2 separate regions of the Mus musculus genome follow, and region 2 is linked to region 1. Evidence: chromatin loops called from intact Hi-C (ENCODE). Cell type or tissue: heart. All regions are shown on one strand. Links, peaks and the distances in the headings refer to the core of each region. The heading gives the core; the rest is flanking DNA. Region 1 overlaps Rgs7 (regulator of G protein signaling 7). Region 2 overlaps Fh1 (fumarate hydratase 1).

Region 1 (11,311 bases), core at 1,311-9,310:
GCCTCCTGTCAACTGCTTGTTGGTCTTCTGCCACGACATCATTAAGAATGTCTCGCATAATTTTCAAGGAATTTACTTCAGAAAAATATATTGCCTTTTGGAGTCTGGGATATAGTTCAGTGGAAGAACACTTCCCTGGCACATATAAAGCCTGTGTTTCAATCCCCGGTAAAACACACATACACACACACACACACACACACACACACACACACACACACACACACACACACACACGCACCTGCATACTTGAGTTATGTTATACTTTTTCCATGTGCAATTTTAGCTTTTGTATTTCTAGTTCATATGAACTCCACATTCTTGCCTCCACTACTCATAGCTAGTCAGGCAATAGTGATCAATAGCAGCTGCTGTGTTTCCTTATCTCAAATGAAGGCAAATATAGCTCAATGCAAAGACCATATTTATAAGGAATCTCCACAGGGGTAGCCTTATGAAAAGGAATATTCAATGAGCCTCACCCTGTGATCTCATTCAACATGCAGACCCATATAATTAATTAGTCTTGGGCTTTGTGGAATCCAGGTTGCACACTTAATGAAAAGTTAAGTCAGAAGATGCTCTGGGAATTAGAACTCTATCTACAGACCTTGTTGTCTTACTATATTCCTGAGATCCATCAGGATAATTTTAAACATGAGAAGATTTGCACTCTTGCCACTCCAGGCTCTGCTACTCCTCTCACAGTTCTATAACTTTGCTTCCATGGCCAACTTGGATGCTGGCCAAGCAGACCAAGGAAAGTGGCAGAGATGGGAAGCACACTGTATGTAAGTGACTCTGTTCATAGTGGAACATCTTCTGGATATATGCCCAGGAGTGGTATTGCTGGATCGTCCGGTAGAACTATGTCCAATTTTCTGAGGAACCGTCAAACTGATTTCCAGAGTGGTTGTACCAGCTTGCAGTCCCACCAGCAATGGAGGAGTGGTCCTCTTTCTCCACATCCTAGCCAGCATCTGCTGTCACCTGAGTTTTGATCATAGTCATTCCGACTGGTGTGAGGTGGAATCTCAGAGTTGTTTTGATTTGCATTTCCCTGATGATTAAGGATGTTGAACATTTTTTAGGTGCTTCTCAGCCATTTGGTATCCCTCACTTGAGAATTTTTTGTTTAGCTCTGAAACCCATTTTTTTTAAATAGGGATATTTAGTTTTCTGGAGTCCAACTGCTTGAGTTCTTTATATATATTAGATATTAGCCTCCTATTGGATTTAGGATAGGTAAAGATCTTTTCCCAATCTGTTGGTTGCCTTTTGTTCTTATTGACAGTGTCCTTTGCCTTTCAGAAGTTTTACAATTTTATGAGGTCCCATTTGTTGATTCTTGATCTTACAGCACAAGCCATTGCTGTTCTGTTCAGGAATCTTTCCCCTGTGCCCATATCTTTGAGGCTCTTCCCCACTTTCTCCTCTATAAGTTTCAGTGTCTCTGGTTTTATGTGGAGTTCTTGGATCCACTTAGACTTGAGCTTTTTACAAGGAGATAAGTATGGATCGATTCGCATTCTTCTACATGCTGACCGCCAGTTGAGCCAGCACCATTTTTTGAAGATGCTGACTTCTTTCCACTGGATGGTTTTAGCTCCTTTGTCAAAGATCAAGTGACCATAGGTGTGTGGGTTCATTTCTGGGTCTTCAATTCTGTTCCATTGATCTACCTGTCTGTCATTGTACCAGTACCTGGCACATTTTATCACAATTGCTCTGTAGTACAGCCTGAGGTCAGGAATGTGATTCCACGAGAGAGGTTCTTTTATTGTTGAGAATAGTTTTGCTATCCTAGGATTTTTTTTAATTCTACATGAATTTGCCAATTGCCCCTTCTAACTCTGTGAAGAATTGAGTTGGAATTTTGATGAGGATTGCATTGAATCTCAGAGCAACTGACCAATGAGTGACTCCTGTGAAATTAAGCAAGAAAGATGCTAAGATCTCTTGAATGTACATGATACATCCTTGCAGTTGACAATACAACCTAGAAAGAATTCAAAATGGTCAAGTTGGATACACTTTCACGAAATTGCACTTTACAAAATGATTTTTATCTATCTAGATTTTACACTGATTTAATCTCTTTAAAATTTTTACTTTTCATTGTTATTTGTTAATAAAAAAGTATGGCAGCCAATAAATGATTACCATCTCTTAGCATTCTAGCTATTTGTGACTTTATAATGCCAGTATTTGGATGTTGAACCTTGTGCTTTCATCACTATTTATTTTTGTCTAAAAAGGATGACAACAGAAGATTAAACTTGAGAGTCAGTGACAAGTATCTCGACACTTAGTGCAATTTCTATATTTAGTGTTTCAGTGTTAATGAGCAGCTAAGAAATGATGGTATTTTTCCTTTCAGCTGTTTACCTCTGCAAGAGAACAATGCAAAACAAGGCAAGGCTAGAGCTAGCAGATTATGAAGCCGTAAGTACCACGGATGCTCACACAGTGGTAGAAAATGAGAAGAAATCAGGCCTTTGGCCATGTCTGGGTACTCTCTTCCTTTTGGCATTGATGAATCATAAGGACCAGGCTGCCTTGGATCTGACAGCCCAGTGGTTTAGCAAACCCCTCTTTGTCTGTCTCCTATCTCTCTACACATTAAAAAGAGTAGAATTTTAAACATATAAACTCAATGTATAAGGAAAAGCCTATCTTATTTTAAACTTACTTAACTATAAAAGTTTCAGATAAATACTGTATTGATGATGCCCAAACTATTAAGGATTGAAAACCTTTGACACTGGGGACCAATTTAGCAGAACCATCAGATTGATCACCACCACGAGATACGGGCAGTCTAATGTAATGTGTCCAAGCAATTGCTGTGTTGTGATAACTAACTTGGAGCATTGTGCAGTACAAAATACTGGGCTACCACGGGCTGATAGCTATTTTCAGGACCTGAACAAACTTATTGGATCAGCAGTGGGAAGACATTGCTTTCCTGTCTCTCTAAAACGTGGGCACAGAAAGATCCAGTGAATTTTTCTTCAGCACTTTTCTCAAACAAAGTAGTATTCAATGCTTATATTGGGTTTCCTATAACAAAAGTGATGTTGGTCAATGCCTTGGGCTGTAGCTTTCTAGGTAGGATGCTTGCCTAGTATGCACAAAGTTCTGTTTTCTATCCCCAGCACTGTATAAACTGGGCACGTTGGCAGCTATCAATGATGCCCTCACTGGGAAGGCAGAGATGGGGGGTGGGGAGGGAATCTCAAGGTCATCCCAGCTGCCAGGAGTTAGAGGCTAGCCAGGGCCCATGAGGCTCATGATGAGTTGAGTTCCGAGAGCAGAGTTGATTCAGATTCAGAGTGTATTGTAAAACTTTAGAAACTCTAAAAGGAACATTAGAATGCCCTCAGGTGTTCTATGTTTTTCAGGAGAGCCTGGCCAGGCTGCAGAGAGCATTTGCCCGGAAGTGGGAGTTCATTTTTATGCAAGCAGAAGCACAAGCTAAGTGAGTCCTTGTGAAGCTTCGTTCAAATGTGGCCTTCTGTACAGAGTGGACCCCTTCTAACTCTTCATCATTACCATCTTGACAGAGTGGACAAGAAGAGAGACAAAATTGAAAGGAAGATCCTCGATAGTCAAGAGAGAGCATTCTGGGATGTCCACAGGCCTGTGGTAAGTACATTTGAAGGTGTGTTTCCAGGAACTCACGTCTCAGGTTTGGAAGAAAAAGAGTGCCCTAGAAAAGACCCTGTTCCCTTCACAGTATGTCTGGGTGTCTGGCTGAATATGTTAAGCACAGATTGCCACCTCTGTAGAAGATGAGACTTACTGCAATATCTATTTATAAAAAGGATGCCTTTCCCTGTGTGGCTAGCCAGCTCTCACTGGACATTTGCACTGCCTGATTCATTAACACTTTAAAGGGGAAAAAACACTCCAAATATAACATCATTTTTCTGCTTATGTCTCCTTTTTTGGCATTCTAGAAACCGAATTATAATGTTATCACTTGCCTTTATTTTCTTCTTAGAGTTTATTAATGCCTAATGTGTCTTTTGAAAGTTAGAGTGTCATCACGTTTAAATCAGTTCATATTTCCTATCTTTTTTTTACATTTGCTTATTTATTTTTATATATGAGGGATGGGGCATGTGTAGAAGTCAAAGAACAAGTTGTGGGAGTACTTTCTCTTTCTGTGGACTCCTGGGATTAAACTCATATATCAAGCTCAGTGGTAAAGACCTTTACACTCTGAGCTACCTCACCTGTCAATTCATACTTCTAATGATACCACTTTGAGTCTATGAATTTAGCTCTTCTCTCTGTCAAACTATGTGCCTCAATGTAACAAATACTGAATGTTCTTAATGCCAAAAAACTTTGTGGAAGATATTTAACCATGGTTGTAAGTCCCCACATAGCTACTGTGCATGGGACAACAAGCATGCAATGCTAGAACTCAGGAGGTTTAGGCAGGAGGACTGAGTCCAAGGTCTGCCTAGAATACATAACATGCTGGTCTCTAAAGAAACAAACAAGGGAATACAGAAATGGCTTTGGGCTTATGTGCCTATACTACTCTTTCCCACAGGACTTGGGTTCAGTTAATTGTGTTGGGTGACTCACAGCTACCTACAGTTCCATCATCTGGGCATCTAACACCCTCTTCTGGTTTCTGGCCTCTGTAGAAACTACCTCTTTGTGTGTGTGTGTGTGTGTGTGTGTGTGTGTGTGTGTGTGTGTGTGTGTGTTATGTGTATTTGCATGTCTAACCTCATTTTTATTTTGAAAAGATATCTTTCTCTTTTATTGATTTCTTTTAATAAAGACAGACCAGTAGAGAGTACTTATATAGGCATTGCTAGAATAAATTACAGGTGCACAGCAAGAGAAAGAAATCATGGAAAATGACTTATAGATACCTTAAAGATTTCCTTTCAACTATCTTCTGAGCCAAACCAAAATAGAAAGAATCCAGAGACCTATTTTCATATGTATGTATTTCAAATCAGACACCAGACACCCATGCACTTGTCAAGTTTTACTTTGAATTTGTTGTCGTTTGAATTCTCAAGAGAGAAGAATTGTGTTACCTGGCTTTTCTGTTCAAAATAGAATAGATATTTGGAGTTTTATTATCCGTGGTGAAGAAGGAATTGTGAGAGCATGCGTGTAAACATCATGAGGCTAGAACGCAGAATCTCTGCTTTCTTTTCTTTAAATTTTTTTAATTACATATTTTCTTTATTTACATTTCAAATGCTATCCTGAAAGTTCCCTATACCCTCCCCTGCCCTGCTCCCCTACCCAGCCACTCCCACTTCTTGGCCCTGGCATTCCCCTGTACTGCAACATATAAAGTTTGCAAGACCAAGGGGCCTCTCTTCCCAATGATGGCCAACTAGGCCATCGTTTTGATTTGCATTTCCCTAATGAATCTCTGCTTTTATTTTTTAAATATTTTTTATTAGGTATTTTCCTCATTTACATTTCCATGCTATCCCAAAAGTCCCCCATACCCTCCCTCCCACTCCCCTACCCACCCACTCCCACTTTTTGGCCCTGGCGTTCCCCTGTACTGGGGCATATAAAGTTTGCGTGTCCAATGGGCCTCTCTTTCCAGTGATGGCCAATTAGGCCATCTTTTGATACATATGCAGCTAGAGTCAAGAGCTCCGGGGTACTGGTTAGTTCATAATGTTATACCACCTATAGGATTGCAGATCCCTTTAGCTCCTCTGCTTTCTTAAAGCAGCCTCAGGAAGCTGGAGAAGCCTTGCCGAGTTAGCGTTCTTCCATTACTAAGTTCACATTTCCATAGAGCCCATAATGGAGGAGGGAGCCATGGTCTCAAAGGATTCATTCCATCATGGTGAAGAAGACAGGCGACAAGAGCATGTGTCCCTTAGTGGTGGGCCAGAAAACACACACAGAAAGTAGTGAACAGGAATAATACTCTGTTAAGGACCTGCTCCTGGTCACCTACTTCTTCCAGCTGGACTACCCCTCTGGTGGTTTCCACAACTTCCCAAAACAGCACCACCTGCTGGAAACAAATTGAAATCCTGAGCCTGCAGAGGGTGTTGATTCCAATATTCACTGCATAATGGAACATAATCTCATGATTTATTATGCTTCTCTGATCCACTTTCTTTACACTACTCTGAAGCTCCACCTCCTCCCCACAAAGACCAGTCTGTGGTGCATGTTTTCTAAAGAAGATTAGACTTGGATTGTCCTTGTGCTTTGGAGACGTGGTCACCTAAATCAACTCTCTTTTCAATTATTTACTGCCCCCATGCTGCAGGTCTATGCATAGCTTATGTCCAATTTTCAGAAAGGCCAATACCATAATGTTGTCATCGACAAAGTTTACAGCTGAGGACCGTGCCATCAGGTTACAAATTATGCAATGCTTTAAGTACATTTCAGATTTTGTTGTTGTTGGGTATGATTTAGTGTTTAGACAGACTCATAGCTATCCATATCTGTGTGTTGCTAAGGGTTGGCCACACCTGCCTGAGAGGTGATTAAGTAATAGCAGTTAAAGTTTTTTTAATTAATTTTTTTCACTTATGTTTATTAGGTTTATACATGTTGTGGCATAAATCAATATTTTTGTTTTTACAATTGAATAGTATTAGACCTCAGGGATGTGGTACATTTTATCTATCCACCCATCAGCTGAGAAACATTTTTTTTTCATTTTGACTATCATGAATAACACTGCAACATTTGTGTGCAAGTACTGTGTTAGGTTCTGTTTTGATTGTGTAGATAGTGACAAACCCTGATCATTCTCCACTTACTTGTGAGAAAAAGAAAATTAGTTTTCTGCCATGAAAGAAATAGTATTATTGGTTGAGTTTCCTATGTTATGACTGTGTTCCCTGGTATATGAACACAATTTATTTCTAAGGGATCCTGTAGAAATACTTGAAAATAAAAAATATATATATGTCTTAGTTGAAGAAAGGTAAATTAGTAAGGTACATTCAAATATTAGAAAGTGTTTGTTTATGGATTTTCAGATTAAGATTTATCCACTATTTATTATTTTTCAGTGCTAAGGATCAAACCCAGAGCTTTGTTCACTATGGGTGCTAGGCAAGCACTCTACCACTGAACTTCCCTCCAGGTCCTTTGCTTATAGACTTCTGATCCGGTACAATGGAGATGGCTGTTTTTGCTTAATTACTTCACGTCCCATTCACTGCCTACCCTCCAGCTCATTCTCTCCCACATTCCCCATCCCCACCCTAGCCTTAGAGGCTAGGCACATCCTCTCCCACTGAGGCCAGACAAGCCAACCCACCTAGAAGAACATATCCCATGGACAGACAACAGCTTTTGGGTTACCCCCACTCCAGTTGTTCCAGACCCACATGGAGACCAAGCTGCACATCTGCTACATATGTGTAGAGAGGCCTAGGTCTAGCCGGTGTTTAGTCTTTGCTTGGTGGTTCAGTCTCTGACAGGCACAAGGGTCCAGGTTAATTGACTCTGTTGGTCTTCCTGAGGAGTTTCTATTTCCTTCGGGGCACCACAATACTTCCTCTTATTCTTTATTAAGCGTCCCCAAGCTCCTTCCACTGTTTTGTTGTGTGTATCTGCATTGATCTGAGTCAGTTCAAGGGTGGAGCCTCTCAGAGGATAGTCATGCTAGACTCAAGTCTGCAAGCTTAACAAAGTATCATTAATAGTGTCAGGGATGGGTACTTGCTCATGAGATGGGTCTCAAGTTGGGTTGGTTATTGGTTGGCCATTCCCTCAGTCTCTGCTCCATCCCTCATCCCTGAATTTCTTGTAGATGGGATAAATTTGGGGCTGAAAATTTTGTTGGTGGTCTGGTGTCTCTATCACTCCTCTAGATTTCCTGCCTAGCTACAAAAGGTGGCCTCTTAAAGTTCCATATCTCCAATGCTGTGAGTTACAGCTATAGTCACCCCCATTGATACTTGAGCATATCCATTAAATCAGGTCTCTTTCTTGTCCTGGAAATGCCCAATACCTCCTCACCCTGTCAGCTGCCGATTTCCATTCATTTTCATGGCCATCTGACCATCTATTCTGTCTCTCCCCAAAACCTGATCTAGAACCTCCTATTTCTCTTCCTATCTCCTTTCTCACCCAGATCCCTCCCCCCCCATCTGCCTCTTATGATGATTTTAGTCCTCCTTCTAAGTGAGACTCAAGTATCTCACTTGGGCCTTTCTTCTTGTTTAGCTTTCTTTGGTCTGGGAAACATAGCATGAGTATCCTGTATTTTATGGTTAATATCCCCTTCTAAGTGGGTACATTCCATGCATGTCCTTTTGGGACTGAGTACCCTCACTTAGGAAGATATTCTCAAGTTCTATCCATTTGCCTGCAAAACTCATAATGTCTTTGTGATTTTCACAGCTGAATAATATTCCATTATATAGATGTAGCACATTTCCTTTATCCATACTTCAATTGAGGGACATCCAGGTTGTTTCCAGTTCCTGGTTATTATGAGTAAAGCTGCTATGAAAATAGTTGAGCAAGCGTCTTTGTAACATGGTGGATCATGGTTTGGGTATATGGCAAGGAGTGGTATACCTGGGTTTGACATTGAACTATTCCAAGTTTTCTGAGAAACCTCCAAATTGATTTCCAAAATGGTTGTACAACTTTGCACTCCCATCAACAATGGAGTGTTCCCCTTGGGCCACATCATCACCAGAATGTGCTCCCTCTTGAGTTTTTGATCTTAGCCTTTCTGGTGGGTATAAGATGGAACCTCAAAGTTGTTTTGATTAGTTTTTACCTGATGAATAAGGACTATGAATATTTCTTTAAGTGCTTCTCAGTCATTGAGTTTCCTCTGTTGAGAATTCTCTGTTTAGCTATTTATCCCATTTTTTAATTTAGGTTGTTGGTGTCTAACTTCTTGAATTCTTTATAAATTTTATATATTAGCTGTCTATCAGGTGGAGGGTTCATGAAGATCCCTTCCCAACTTGTAGGCTGCCATTTTGTCTTATTGACAATTTCATTTGCCTTACAAAAGCTTTTCAGTTTCATGAGGTCTCATTTATAAATTGTTGCTCTTAGAGCCTGAGCCACTTGTGTTCTGTTCAGGAAACTGTCTCCTGCACTAATGCATTCGAGGGTATTTGCCACTTTTTCTTTGATGAGATTTAACATATCCAGTTCAATGTTGAAGTTCTTGATCCACTTGGACTTGAGAAGGATGATAAATATGGATCTATCTGCATTCTTCTACATGGAGACATCCAGTTCACTCAGCAGCGTTTGTTAAAAATGCTTTCTTTTGTCCATTGTATGGTTTTGGCTTCTTTATCAGAAATCAAATGTCCATGGTTGTATAGGTTTATTTCTGGGTCTTCTGTTTGATTCCATTGATCAACATGTCTGCTTCTGTACCAATACCATGCAGTTTTTATCATTATTGATCTGTAGTGTAGATTGAGATCAAGGATGGTGATTCCTTCTGAAGTTCTTTTATTGCTCAGGGTTTTTTGGCCATCCTAGGTTTTTTTGTTTTTCCATATGAAGATTAGAATTGCTCTTTCAAGGTCTACAAAAATGTGCTGGCATTTTGATTGAGATGGCATTGAATCTGTAGGTTGCTTTTGGTAAGATGGACATTTTCACTATATTCATCCTACCTATCCATGATCATGGGAGATCTTTCAAGTTTCTGATATCTTCTTAAATTTCTTTCTGCAGGGAGTTGAAGTTCTTATAATACAGATTCTTCGCTTGTTTGGTTAGAGTTACACCAAAGTATCATTCATGGCTATTATAAAAGGTGTTGATTCCCCAATTTTTTTCTCAGCTCTTTTATCATTTGTATAATGGGAGATACTGATTGAATTGAGTTAATTTTGTATCCAGCTCCTTTGCAGAAGGAGTTTATCAGCTGTGTAGTTCTCTGGCGAATTTTTGGGGTCACTTATATGTCCTATCCTATCATTTCCAAATACTGATATTTTGACTTCTTTGTTTCTTGTTTGTGTTTGGCTAGAACTTCAAGTACTACATTGAATATATAGGGGGAGATTGGGCAACCTTGTCTTTAATTTTAGTGAAATTGCTTTAAATTTCTTGCCATTTAGTTTGATGTTGGTTATTGGCTTGCTGTATATTGCTTTTTTATGTTTAGGTATGTGCCTTGTATCCTCGATCTCTCTAATACTTTTAACATGAAGTGGTGTGGATTTTGTCAAAGGTTTTGTTTTGTTTTTTTTTCTGCACCAAATGAAGCATTCTCAGAATCTAATGAGATGATCATGTAAATTTTTTTCTTTCAGTTTGCTTATATGAAGGATTATGTTGATATATTTTTGTATATTGAACCATCCTTGGGGTAAAGCAGTCTTGATCACGATGAGTGATTTTTTTATGTGTTCTTGGATTTGATATGCAAATATTTTATTGAGTATTTTTGGATCAATGTTAATAAAAGAAATCAGTCTGAAGTACTATTTCCTTGTTGAGTCTGTATAGTTTAGGAATCATGGTGACTGGCTTTATAGAATGAGTTTGGCAGTGTTCATTCTGTTTCTATTTTGTGAAATAGTTTGAGGAGTGTTGGTATTAGCTATTCTTTGAAAGTCTGATAGAATACTACACTAAAACCATCTGACCCTGAGCATTTTGGGGGGGGGGGGGTATTGGGAGACTTTTAATGACTGCTTCTATTTCTTTAGGGATGTTTACATAGTTTGCCTGATCTTCATTTAATGTTGGTAAGTAGTATCTGTGTAATACTGTACACAGATACTACTTACCAACATTAAATGAAGATCAGGGCTCATTTCATTAAGATTTTCCAATTTTGTGGAGTAAAGGCTTTTCAAGTAAGACTAACTGATTCCTTGAATTTCCTCAGTGTCAGTTGTTATGTCTTCCTTTTCATTTTTTATTTTCTTTATTTGTATACTGTCTCTCTGTCTTTTGGTTAGTTTGACTGAGGATTTGTCTATCTTGTTGAATTTTTCAAAGAACCTCTCTTGGTTTTATTGATTCTTTGTATTGATTTCTTTGCTTCTACCTGATTTATTTCAGCCCTGAATTTGATTATTTTCTGACATCTTCTCCTTTTTTGTGTGCTGGCTTCTTTTTCTAGATCTTTCAAGTATACTTTTAAATTGCTGGTATGAGAACTTTCTAAATTCTTAGAGGTACTTAGTGCTATGACTTTCTTCTTAGCACTGCTTTAATTGTGTTCCATAAACTTGGTATGTTGTACCTTCATTTTCATTGAACTCTAGAAAGTCCTTTTTTCCCCTTTATTTCTTCCCTGACCTAGAGATCATTAAGTAGGGAGTTGTTCAGTTTCCAT
Region 2 (11,311 bases), core at 1,805-9,804, 480 kb before region 1:
AGGGGATCAGCTCACTGGGTGGATTGTAGGTGGAGCAATAGTTCAGTGTAGTGGAGCTATTCTTAAAGGTTTATTTCATGTGTTCTTTGCTTGACTCTGTTGGGACGTTTGGTTATAAACTAAGCTACATGTTATTATTTGCCTTGTAGATTTGTAGCCCTTCCTCTTTATCACGTGAATGAATTAACATAATCTTCTGTTTAGTGCCATTAGAGTGCATTGTAGCTGATAGGAGTTTGTTCTTACAGTGATTTCTCTTCTCAGGAATTCAGTGGTTACGTTCAGCAAGTCCAGTATGCGATGGTGAGAATAAAAGCCGCCATGCCAAGAATCTACGAGCTCGCTGCTGGAGGCACTGCTGTGGGGACGGGGTTAAACACCAGGATCGGTTTCGCAGAAAAGGTGGCCGCAAAAGTAGCAGCACTCACAGGTTGGGGACCACATGCATTGCTACTCACGTTCTTCACATAGCTTATGCATCTTGTAGATATTTCTAGGCTGAATTCTTCTGAAATTAAGGAGTAACATGTTCCCATCAAACATGGCTTGTGTCCATGTCAGAAGTTAATAAAGTTTATCTTACTTTTAAGGCTTCCATATAAGAGTTCATGTTCATGCGTTTACATGTTTTGTTTGTTGTCTGCTAGCATTTAGTCCTTTCCCTTCAAAGCTGTGTTAAGTATTTTTCAAAGAAAGCAGAAACAGTTGACTGTTGAGAAACTTATCACATGATAAGTGCACTGATAGCTTGGTTTTTGCGTGTCATATTTCTTTGCTGTAATATCTTTAAATACTATCCCCCCCCCCGCTAGTACAGTATTGTTATTGTTATTAGAACCAGCTTGTCATGTCCAGAAAACTGATTAAGATGCTGATGCTACCATAAGGTTAGGGTAGTAATAAGTATATAATACATATCACAAGTATATTCAGTTTTTAAAATTTGTATATATATGTATACAATGTATTGGGTTTTCAGCCCTCATCTAATCCCCAAAAATGTCTCCCTCCCAACTTCAAGTTCACCCCCACAGTATGTATCCCCAAGTTTAATTTGTGCTGCCCATATATGGCTATGCATTGGTGTGGGATCATCACTGGGATATGAGCAATCCACTCAAAGAAAAGCGATTCTCCTTCCTCCAGCTGCGGATAGTTTCTCAGGCAGTACAGGGAGTGTTCTTCCCACGCAGTAGCTGGTTCTGTCCAGAGGACAGCACTTCATAGCTCTCCTGCCAGCTTCTAGCCAGCCATTCCTCCTGCCTTCTCTTCTGAGATGCCTTTGGGCCTTGGGGTCAGGATGATACAGATGGGTTTCTGTGGCTCACACTTATTCATTAGCTGAGGGTTTTTCTTTTTTCTTCCTTTTGTTTTTTGTTTTTTTGAGACAGGGTTTCTCTGTGTAGCCCTGGCTGTCCTGGAACTCACTTTGTAGACCAGGCTGGCCTCAAACTCAGAAATCCGCCTGTCTCTGCCTCCCGAGTGCTAAGATTAAAGGCGTGCGCCACCACTGCCCGGCTCACATTTTAATAGTCAGGAACTGTATTAGGATTTGGAGTACCCGGATCTCAGAATCTTTGCTTGGGGGATGGGTGGACTTGTGTCCTCAAGAGTAGATCAGAAGAGTAGACAGAAGATCAGAGTGTAGACAGAGGCAGACTGGATTTCACAGTTCTCATGCTTGCTCAAGAGCAGTCAGGCTTTGTAGGCATGTACTTCTTACAGAGCTCTGTTAGGAAGGAGGCCTTTGGGGAGGTCTTATTTGAGTATTAACATAGCTCGACTCTCAAGCGTTTTCCTCAAGTGGAAAGTTGCATTTATTTTTTATTGATTTATAGATTTGGATATGTAGATTTATTGATTTATAGTACTGGGAATCAAACTCAGCCAGAACGTTGCACACACTAAGCAAGCAGCGTCACTGAATTGCGCACCCACCTCTCTGTTCTAGTTTGCTTTGTGTGCTCTGGGCTTTGTTTAACTTGCTTAACATTGGCAGGCGTGTTTACTCTCCCTGTTTACCCTCGGCGCTCCTTCCTCCTGCAGGTTTGCCTTTTGTCACTGCCCCGAATAAGTTTGAAGCTCTGGCTGCTCATGATGCTCTGGTTGAGCTTAGTGGAGCCATGAACACTGCCGCCTGCAGTCTAATGAAGATAGCGAATGATATTCGCTTCCTGGGTTCTGGTCCTCGGTCAGGTTTGGGAGAGCTGATCTTGCCTGAAAACGAGCCAGGGAGCAGCATCATGCCAGGTCCGTATGCACATAGCTGATAAATGCGGGAGCAGGGCTTTGCAATCACAGGACATGTCTCTTCACTCACTGCCATCCTTGAAGCAGTGGGGATGTATGGGGAACACTGCTTTACAGTTCTTCTAGAACTTTTAGGAGTATCACCAGGTCAGGACATGAGTGGAGTTAGCAGCCTGGTGGAGTTCCATATTGGAGCTTCTGTGTGGTTGTATCCTTCAGCCTAAGCCGAGAGCCCCGCAGAGTGCAGCAGTCAGCCTGGGCTGCAGGAATATAAACCCTGCTGAAGTCTGTGTGTCATGCTTTGCCTCCGGCTCTGTCCTGTTAAGTCAGAGTGGCAAACACTAGAGCCTGGCCGGTGAATGGAGCTGGATGAACAGACGTTAGGGAGTGGCTAATGAGTTGACTTTAGTTGGAGAAATATCTTGATATTGGGTTCTACTCACTCAGCATTTTACTGGTGGCTTAGGGTAGACGAAGAACACTTGCTTATCAGTCAGCAGAGAGCAAAAGTTGAGGTGGCACATGTTGCAGAACAGAGTCAAGATTCACAAAGGCTCCTTTGGAGGCCAGTTGACCTATACTAAAACTGACAAAGTAATAATTTATTGTATAAATTTTTATATAGATTGTATATGCTAGATTTTAAACTATATATGTTATATATGTGCATAGACTGAAAGATCTCGATTTGCAATACTTTGTATTGATATATAATCAACTAGACATATAGTCTAGTTGATTGCAAATTCAATAATTGTTAAAAAGAAATGGAACCAAGTATGGTATGTACATGGTTAACCCTGGCACTTTGGTGACTGAGGCTAGAAGATTATAAATTCAAGGCCAACCTGGGTAATATAAATATTTCAGGCCTAACTAGGTAACTAAGCAAAACCATGTTTCCAAAAGAAAAGACAAATGGAAGAACATCACAGACAAAGGGCCAGTTGTCCAGTGCATTCTCTACAGAGACAGTGTGTGTGTGGCGCTTCTTAAGGAGCTCTGCTGCGCTGGAGCCTTGGGTACGTGGGCGGTAAATAGCGTTCCAGCGTAGAATCTCCCCATAGCAGCACGGCCTTCTCTGTGTAGACCTTATTTATTGGAGTTGTCATCTTTTTTCTTGGCTGCCACCCTCTTGAAGGGTAGAGTCTTGTCTTTCTAATTATGTATTTTGAGCCTGGTTGCCTAAATGCATACACAAGAATGAAAACCATAACAATGGGAACCTGTATTAGTTTTCCTTAAGTGAATCTGTGTGCCTATGCGTCCCCCTTTCTTTGATATTTTTTTTTGTCTGTGATATTGGGGATTGAACCCAGGGCCTCCCTCATGTTTGACAAGTATTTCTGTCTTTAAGTTGTATTCCTAGAATTCTTTATACTTTTCAAGTCAAGATCTCACTAAGTTGCCTAGGCTGGCCTTGACTCAGAAGCTCAGGTAGTCCTTGAACATGGAATATTTATGCCTCCACCTCTTAAGTGACTAAAATTGCAGCCTGTGCCTCAACTTTGCCTTATTTTATGCCTTTATTTAAAAACATTAGATTTCATTCTTTGACTAATATAAAAACAGTCTTAAGTCATATAGGAAACCATGATTATATTTGATGAGATTCTACACTGGTTTTCTCAAAGGAAAGGTGAACCCTACTCAGTGTGAAGCGATGACCATGGTTGCAGCCCAAGTCATGGGGAATCACGTTGCTGTTACCGTTGGAGGCAGCAATGGACATTTTGAACTGAATGTGTTTAAACCAATGATGGTAAGCCTTCAATTTAATTTTTAGCAGTTTTTGATTGAAGACCAATAGCCAGTGCTCTTGTCTTCCTTGAAGGTTTCTGGAGCTTCCACGGAAGCTAGCTGTGTAGTAGGTAATCTTAGTCCTACTGGAATAACCTGGCATATCGGGAGTTAGTCTACTCAGCTCAAGGGATTTGGTAGTCTGCTTTTTAGGTGGAATGAAGATGTGTGGAAGTAAGACAGGGGTTTCTTTGTCTTCTGCTGCCATTGATGCCAGCAGCTAGAATCAGTTCAAGTCTGTCTAGCACCTTCCTTAAAGCCCTGTCTCCTGCTCAGGCTGTTGCTTTGTGCCATCTTTCTTCAGATTTGGTTGCGAAAGCCTGACCCATTGTCACTTTCTCTTACGGTTTGATAACTGGTCCAGCCTCAGCCCCTTCACATACTTGCTCTGAGCTCTGTCATCTCCATCATCATTTCCTCCTTCTTCTGTCTCATCATCATCTTTCTTTCTCATCCATTCTCTTAGGGTACCATGTTGACCCTTTCTCTGTTTCTTTAGTGCTTTCCCTGTCCGCAGCAAAGCTTTTTTAAATTTATTTTTTGCCTTTTGCATATGGCTTGGAAACTGTCCTCCAAACTTCTCCTTTTTCCTTCATCATTCCAAATATGGAGCAAAATGGTGTCATCTTCTATGCAGGTTCCTGAGCTTCAGGTAGCCAAGCTGTGTCACTATTAAGTCCTTCATTCGTACAGTGCTCTATCTGAAATACACTAGAGGCTTATTTCTTACTGGTTTGTCGTATAAAGTCTAATTGATTAGAATACCCAAATAACTGTGAGTGTATTTTTTTAAGTTTCACTGTGGCTCACACAATTTTAGGTGCTCACAATAAAGCAATAAATGTGAAGTTTTTGGTTTTTGCATTCATGGCATGTATACCCTGCTAGGATTGGTCAATGAAAGACAGGCTGGAGTGAGCTTTAGATCTGTATCCTTTTGCATCCAGGCCAGGTGCCTGACATGTCCAGATGCAGAACAACTGCTTCTGCTATATTTTAATCCTTTCTTATGTTTTAAAAGTAATGCCACCTTACCCCTTCTTTATAAATATGAAGAAGGAAAAGAAAAGGTTTGGTGGAAACAGTCGTTCATGGCTTAAAGTAAAACCACTGCTTCAGAGCCTGAGAGAAGGATGGACATTGGGGTGGGGAGTAGACTCAACTGAGGAAAAAAAGGTTGGCTTTAATTAGAAAATCAAGATGAAATTTGATTTACAATTGAGTCATTTCAAATTAAGCTGTAACGTCTAGTTTCTGTTAGAGTCTATTGGTGGAAGTATTATTTTCTTCCAGACCTTTTTGAGTTTTAGACAGAGGTATACATGGGAAGTGTTGCTTAAAAGAAACAGGTATTAAATGTACCAGTTGGCTTTCTATGACCTTAAACATCATGTGATGTTATTTTAAAATGAACTGGACTGTTCTGTTAACCACAAAACCAGAGAATCCAAAAGTTAGCGCGCATCTCAGGACTCCGAGCTTCTGCTCTGCTTTCTCTTGCATAGAGGAGTCTTCATCCACTTCTGGCTATCGGCTTCTGTGACAAGCAGGATGACTGGATTGTGGATACAACAAATCTTGCCCGTTTAGCATGTTCTCCATGGGCTGTTTTATATTAGTCACTCACCAAGGGCTGTCTTGAGATACTTATCCACCAAGGGCTGTCTTGTGTTAATTGCACACACATCTTTTTTTTTTTTTTTCTTTAATCATTTTTAGATTTGTAACTTTGTGTCCTCAGAGTCTCCCTTTCTCACTTGTTTTCTGGGTATTATACTGCAGGATTGGTAGGAGTGGTGTACGGTTATGGAATTACATGTCCAGTATGGAACAGCAAATAATGCATGTCATTGGACAAAAGCAAAGCAAAGTGACCCGAGGCTCAGAAACGATTCTCTTTCCTCCTTCCCGTGCCTCTCCCATAGATTAAGAATGTGCTGCACTCAGCCAGGCTACTGGGAGATGCTTCAGTGTCCTTCACAGACAACTGTGTGGTCGGGATCCAGGCCAACACAGAGCGGATCAACAAGCTAATGAATGAGTCTTTAATGTTGGTCACAGCTCTTAATCCACATATAGGTAAGTTTGGAGGGTAATGCCATTTTGAAAACAGTTACTGAAAAGCTTAAAAAAAAGAAACCTTTAAAGTTTTTGAAAAAATCTCTGTGTGTGTGTGTGTGTCTGTCTGTCTGTCTATGTGTATCTGTGTGTCTGTATTGGATATCTATGTCTGTCTGTCTTCCCATGAGGTGCATGTGGAGGTCAGAGCTGAGCTTACAGGGATGGATCAGTTCTCTCCTTCCACCATGTGGGTCTGTGAGCTGGAACTCAGCAGCAGTCGTGTTGGAGAGCAGCCGGGCACACAAAGCATCTCAGCAGCCCTGATTTCATAGTCAGGACCTCGGATGCTGGTGTTTATGCCAACAGCTGGAGAGGGTGACCTGTAAGACCCTCCCTCGTTGGTAACGTCACTAGGTGGCACTGCCTGATCACCGATGATAGCAAATGGATTCATTTGTTTCTTCCTTCCTAGATGCCATGTAATATTTTGATTTTGTTTTATTCAATTCAAATATAGAATGTTACAAATTAAAAGGGAAAGATATATATTGGTGTTTATAGGGAAAGGTAAGAAAACTAAATGGTTTTTCTGAAACTATCTTTTGTGTTCCTAGTCTTTTCCTGATTTTAAGTGTTTTATGCAGACTTAGATTGCAGCTGACCACCACCACTGTCCATCCCATTAAGACATCTGCTCTGGCTTCCACGGGCTGTAGGCCATTGCTGTGGTCTGCTGCTGTGCAGGCCATCGCTGTGTAGATGGCATTGGGCTGCTTTAGAATGAGTAATGATACAATCTTGTATCATGATGCAGTTAACACTTTAGAATGTTCAATAATCCTGACCTTAGGGGGGCTGATATTATTCATGGTTTTATCTATCTATCTATCTATCTATCTATCTATCTATCTATCTATCTACCTACCTACCTACCTACCTACCTACCTACCTACCTATCTATTTTAGTTTTATAGAGTTGGTGAAACGATTTGACTCATTTAAAATTGTTACACACCAGCATTTAAGTCCGAAGGTCCAAAGCAACCCTAGAGGCTTGTGAGAGAAGTGCTTCACCTGACCTTCCTGTGTTGCCAACACTTGTAGGTTAGACGCCCTGTTCAAGCAGATGCCTGGGAAGCATCTTAGACTCTAGGACAGAGACACCCAAAGACCACGTCCCTGGCAAAAGTGCTTTATGATCTCGGCAAGAACCACCGCGCTGGCTGAGTGAGGCCTGGTCTGGGCTCTTAGTGGCTCTGTGATACACGAGGGTCGTACTGAGTACTGGTTTGTGTGGTGGGCAGGGACGCCTACGTTGTAGTCCTCATTCACACAAAAAGCACAGAAGACAGTTTGACCCAAGAGTTTAACGTGACCATTCTTTCTGCAAGTGACTCGGTTACTCCATGCCTGTGCCAGCACAGTGAACGTGCATAGGTTCAGCTAAGACTAAAGTGAAGCAGGCAGTTTGGTTGTGGTTGCAGCCAGACGTGTTCCAACCACACTGCACCACCTGGTTACCACATTGCCTCAGCAGGCCCCGCCCCCTTGGTCATAGTCCTCTGACTTTTAAGTTTACTTTGCCTCTGTCACTGACGTCATCGTCCTTGCCTTTGCCTTCTGTCAGTTTTCAATGTCAGAGCGACCTTGAGAATTTCTCGGTGCCAGCCGTCGTGTAAAAGCAGATGACTGTTGAAGTGAACCAGGGTCTCTGATGTTTTGCTTTTTGAGGCAGGGCTTGCTGTGTAGCCCAGGTTGAGACTCACTGTCATCCCCTGGATGCTAGGGTTACAGTGCATCGTCCTGCCTGGGTTGCCTGGCTTCCTTGGTGCCAATAGATATGTTGGCTAAAACTCTCCCCTCCTTATCCTTGTAATGCCTAAACCCTAAGCAGAAGCCAGGGAATGGCAGCCGGTGTGCTGGAGCACCGAGCAGAGCAGGGCTATGGGAACCATGGGAACTGGTTACCGCCGGTTACATAGCTGTCTGTTCCTACAACCTGCCGCAATGAACGTTTTAGTGCTGCCTTAGAAAGATAATTAATGGACAGCACAGCCAAGTGTGGATTTTATGCTGTGGTGCCTCTTCTCTTCTCTTCTCTTCTCTTCTCTTCTCTCTCTCTTTCTCTCTCTCTCTTTCTTCTTTTTAAATGTTTCTTTTAATTATTGGTCCATTTCAACAAATCTTGGATAAAATGAGGTATGCTTAAGTCTGTTTCTCAAGCAAATCAAGGTTGTATTCTATAGAAGACATGATAGTTATTGGCATGGTCACTTTATAGTTTTAAAATAGATTATGTTATGTAAGAGGCCTGTAACATCAGTATCAGTTGCTTTTTATTTTAGAAAAATTTCACTACTGATGTTTGTGTTGTGTGTCTTCCCTTCAGGGTATGACAAAGCAGCAAAGATTGCCAAGACCGCACACAAGAACGGATCAACCTTAAAGGAAACGGCTATTGAACTTGGCTATCTCACAGCAGAGCAGTTTGATGAGTGGGTGAAACCCAAGGATATGCTGGGTCCAAAGTGACTTCAATAAATTTATATTAAAATAAACTTAAGAAATTTACAAACAAGACCTTTTTAAAATTTAATTTAATTTTTTAACTTATTCACTTTATATCCCACTCACTGTCTCCCTCCCTGTCACTTATTTCCACAATCATCCCCCCACCCCCATCTCCCCTTCTTCTCTTTGCTGGTGGGGTCCCCCCTGGTATCCTCCCCACCCTGACACTTCAAGTCTGCGAGGCTAGGCACTTCCTCTCCCACGAAGGCCAGACAAGAAGGCCCAGCTAGAAGAACATATCCCACACACAGGCAACAGCTTTTGGGATAGCCCCCGCTCTAGTTGTTCAGAACCTACATGAAAACCAGGCTGCATGTTCTGCTATGTATGTGTGGGAAGCCTAGGTCCAGCCTGTGTATGTTCTTTTGTTGGTTTGGATTCTGAGAGTCCCAAGAGTCCAGGTTAGTTGACTCTGTTGGTCTTCCTGTGGAGTTCCTATCCCCTTTGAGGCTTACAATCTTTCCTCCTTTTCTTCCATAAGAGTTCCCAAGCTCTGTCCACTGTTTGGCTATGGGTGTCTCTGTCTGAGTTAGCTGCTGGGTGGAGCCTCACATGTTCCTATCTGTTACCATAACAGAGTAGCATTAATAGTGTTAAGGATTGGTGCTAGCCCATGGGATCGATCTCAAGTTGGGCTGGTTACTGGTTAGCCATTCCCTCACTCTCTGTTCCCTCCTGCGTGCCTGCATTTCCTATAGACAGGTTAAATTTTGGGTTGAAAGTTTTGTGGGTGGGTTGGTGTCTCTTATCGCTCCACTGGGGTTCCTCTCTGGATACAGGAGGTGGCTTCTTCAGGTTCCATATCCCCAATGGTGTGAATCACAGCTAAGATCACCTCCACTGATTCTTGGGCACCTCCCTTAAGACTGTTTTTAAATGAAAATGAGAACATTAAAGAGGATACTATGTATACTTGAGAATCTTTAAGCAGCAAATTAGTCATTTGCATGAAGCTCCAGGATTACAGTAAACTAAATCAGTGCAAAATAAAGTTTATTTTATAAAAGAAAAGGCAATAGACTAATTTTTATCTTATGCTAAATAACTTATATAGTCAAACCTCAGATATATGTGCATATGGGTTTATCACCTCAAAAGCTTTTTAAAAGAGCCATCAGTTTTTAAAGACTTAGTTTGTGGTTGGTAGTATGTCACAACTTTCACTGATACTAAAGTTCTTCTTATTGACTCATAAATCATGTCTCTGACTAGCTTCAATTTTCCTGTGTTCTTAGGGCACATGAGATGCCAAGGCCTTTTGAGCAAGGATGCTATATATATATATATATATATATATGTGTGTGTGTGTGTGTGTGTGTGTGTGTGTGTGTGTGTGTGTTTGTATGTGTATGGTATGTGTGTGTTGGTGTCAGGAAATAAGATCAATTAAATACCTGCTATACTACAGTTACAAAGAATGATATGCCTGGGCCAAGAATTCCTCAGTACTTGTTGGAAAAGTATACCATTAACTCTTCCGTAGCAATTCAGTCATTGCTTATATAGAAGACAAGAGTAATTAAAACTAGTCTTAAAGATGTGTTGGGAGATCATTCAGGCTTTTCCTCTCTCTCTCCCTTTCTCTTGTACTGGAGGTGGAAACCAGGTAGTACTAGATAGATACTGTCATTGAGTTCTGTCACCAGTCTCTTTACTTTTTTGGGACAAGGCCTGGGGGGGGGGGTGGTTGCCCAGTTTTCTTGAATTTGCTGTGTGGCCTGGTGTTGATCTTGCAGCCTCATTTCTTCTGAGTAGCTAGGATTGCAGGACTTAACCACAGTTGGCTGAATTCTAATTTGTTAAACTTTAGTGGACATTACAGTTTTTCTTTATTTTTATATATCCGGGTGTTTTCCTTGCATGTATATTGTGCACCATGTTCATGCTTAGTGCCCTGGAGGCCAGAAGAGAGCATTGGATTTCCTGGAACTGGAGTTAAAGATGGCTGAGTCACCACATGGTGCTGGGAATTAAACCCAGGTACCCTACTAGAGCAGCCAGTGTTCTTTATGACCAAACTATGTCTCCAACCGTAGGCCTTTTTATTATAAAGAGTTTTGTATTTCTCAGTGCTGGGGATTCACCCTGGGGCCTCAAGTGTGCTAGCCAGGCTCTACCACTGAGATACCTTCTCACCTATAGTGCTATATTTGCTAGTGGTGGATGGTGACACTACAATGCTACAGCTTGCTTTAGGATAGAGCATGGTTTCTCTTCATTCCTTTTTTAAAGAAAGGTTTTTATTGAAATTAATAAAAATCAGATTTTGTACAACCAAACTTGCAAATAACTGGTAGTTGTAAGAATTGCTGCTTTGTTGTGACCTGCATTCATTTAGATGTTAATGTCCACCTTGACAGGCTGTCTTTTGAGGGCTTGTCTAGAGATATAATGAATTAGGTAGTAAAGATAGCATCCGGCTCCTAGCTGCTCAAACAGCTTTTGTATGACTGACTCAGCCCAGTACCTTATAGGCCAAGGAATCCTTTGGATTGACAAACATCTCTGATGTTACTGAAGAAAATAGAATAGTACAGGGAAGCATCTTGGAAAGGCTTTTAGAATTCTCTGTTGGACGCTTGCATTGAAGGTTAACTTCATGCTTCCACTGGGAAATATGGGCTATGTG

Evidence for each region. A loop is a pair of places that touch in the nucleus more often than their neighbours do. Peaks named below come from ENCODE experiments on the same cell type or tissue, not always from the same donor. Only the 100,000 strongest peaks of a DNase experiment are listed, where the experiment ranks them.
Region 2: it touches region 1 in a loop (3-fold over the local background); 5 of 42 quality-filtered maps call a loop at or near these places.

Annotation. Positions count from the first base shown.
Region 1 is chr1:175,114,065-175,125,375 of GRCm38, reverse strand. It overlaps Rgs7 (regulator of G protein signaling 7), which reads left to right. Exons shown (of 18, transcript NM_001347195.1): 7 at 2,381-2,445; 8 at 3,405-3,481; 9 at 3,567-3,648. Among named protein-coding and RNA genes, the nearest start is that of Grem2, 200 kb to the right of the region's middle. In heart, for the core only: a CTCF peak has its summit at 6,037 (motif pointing left); no DNase peak of the experiment used is centred there.
Region 2 is chr1:175,598,756-175,610,066 of GRCm38, reverse strand. It overlaps Fh1 (fumarate hydratase 1), which reads left to right. Exons shown (of 10, transcript NM_010209.2): 6 at 265-430; 7 at 2,047-2,250; 8 at 3,885-4,012; 9 at 5,976-6,129; 10 at 8,501-8,689. The coding sequence ends at 8,643. Among named protein-coding and RNA genes, the nearest start is that of Fh1, 21 kb to the left of the region's middle. In heart, for the core only: a CTCF peak has its summit at 6,541 (motif pointing right); no DNase peak of the experiment used is centred there.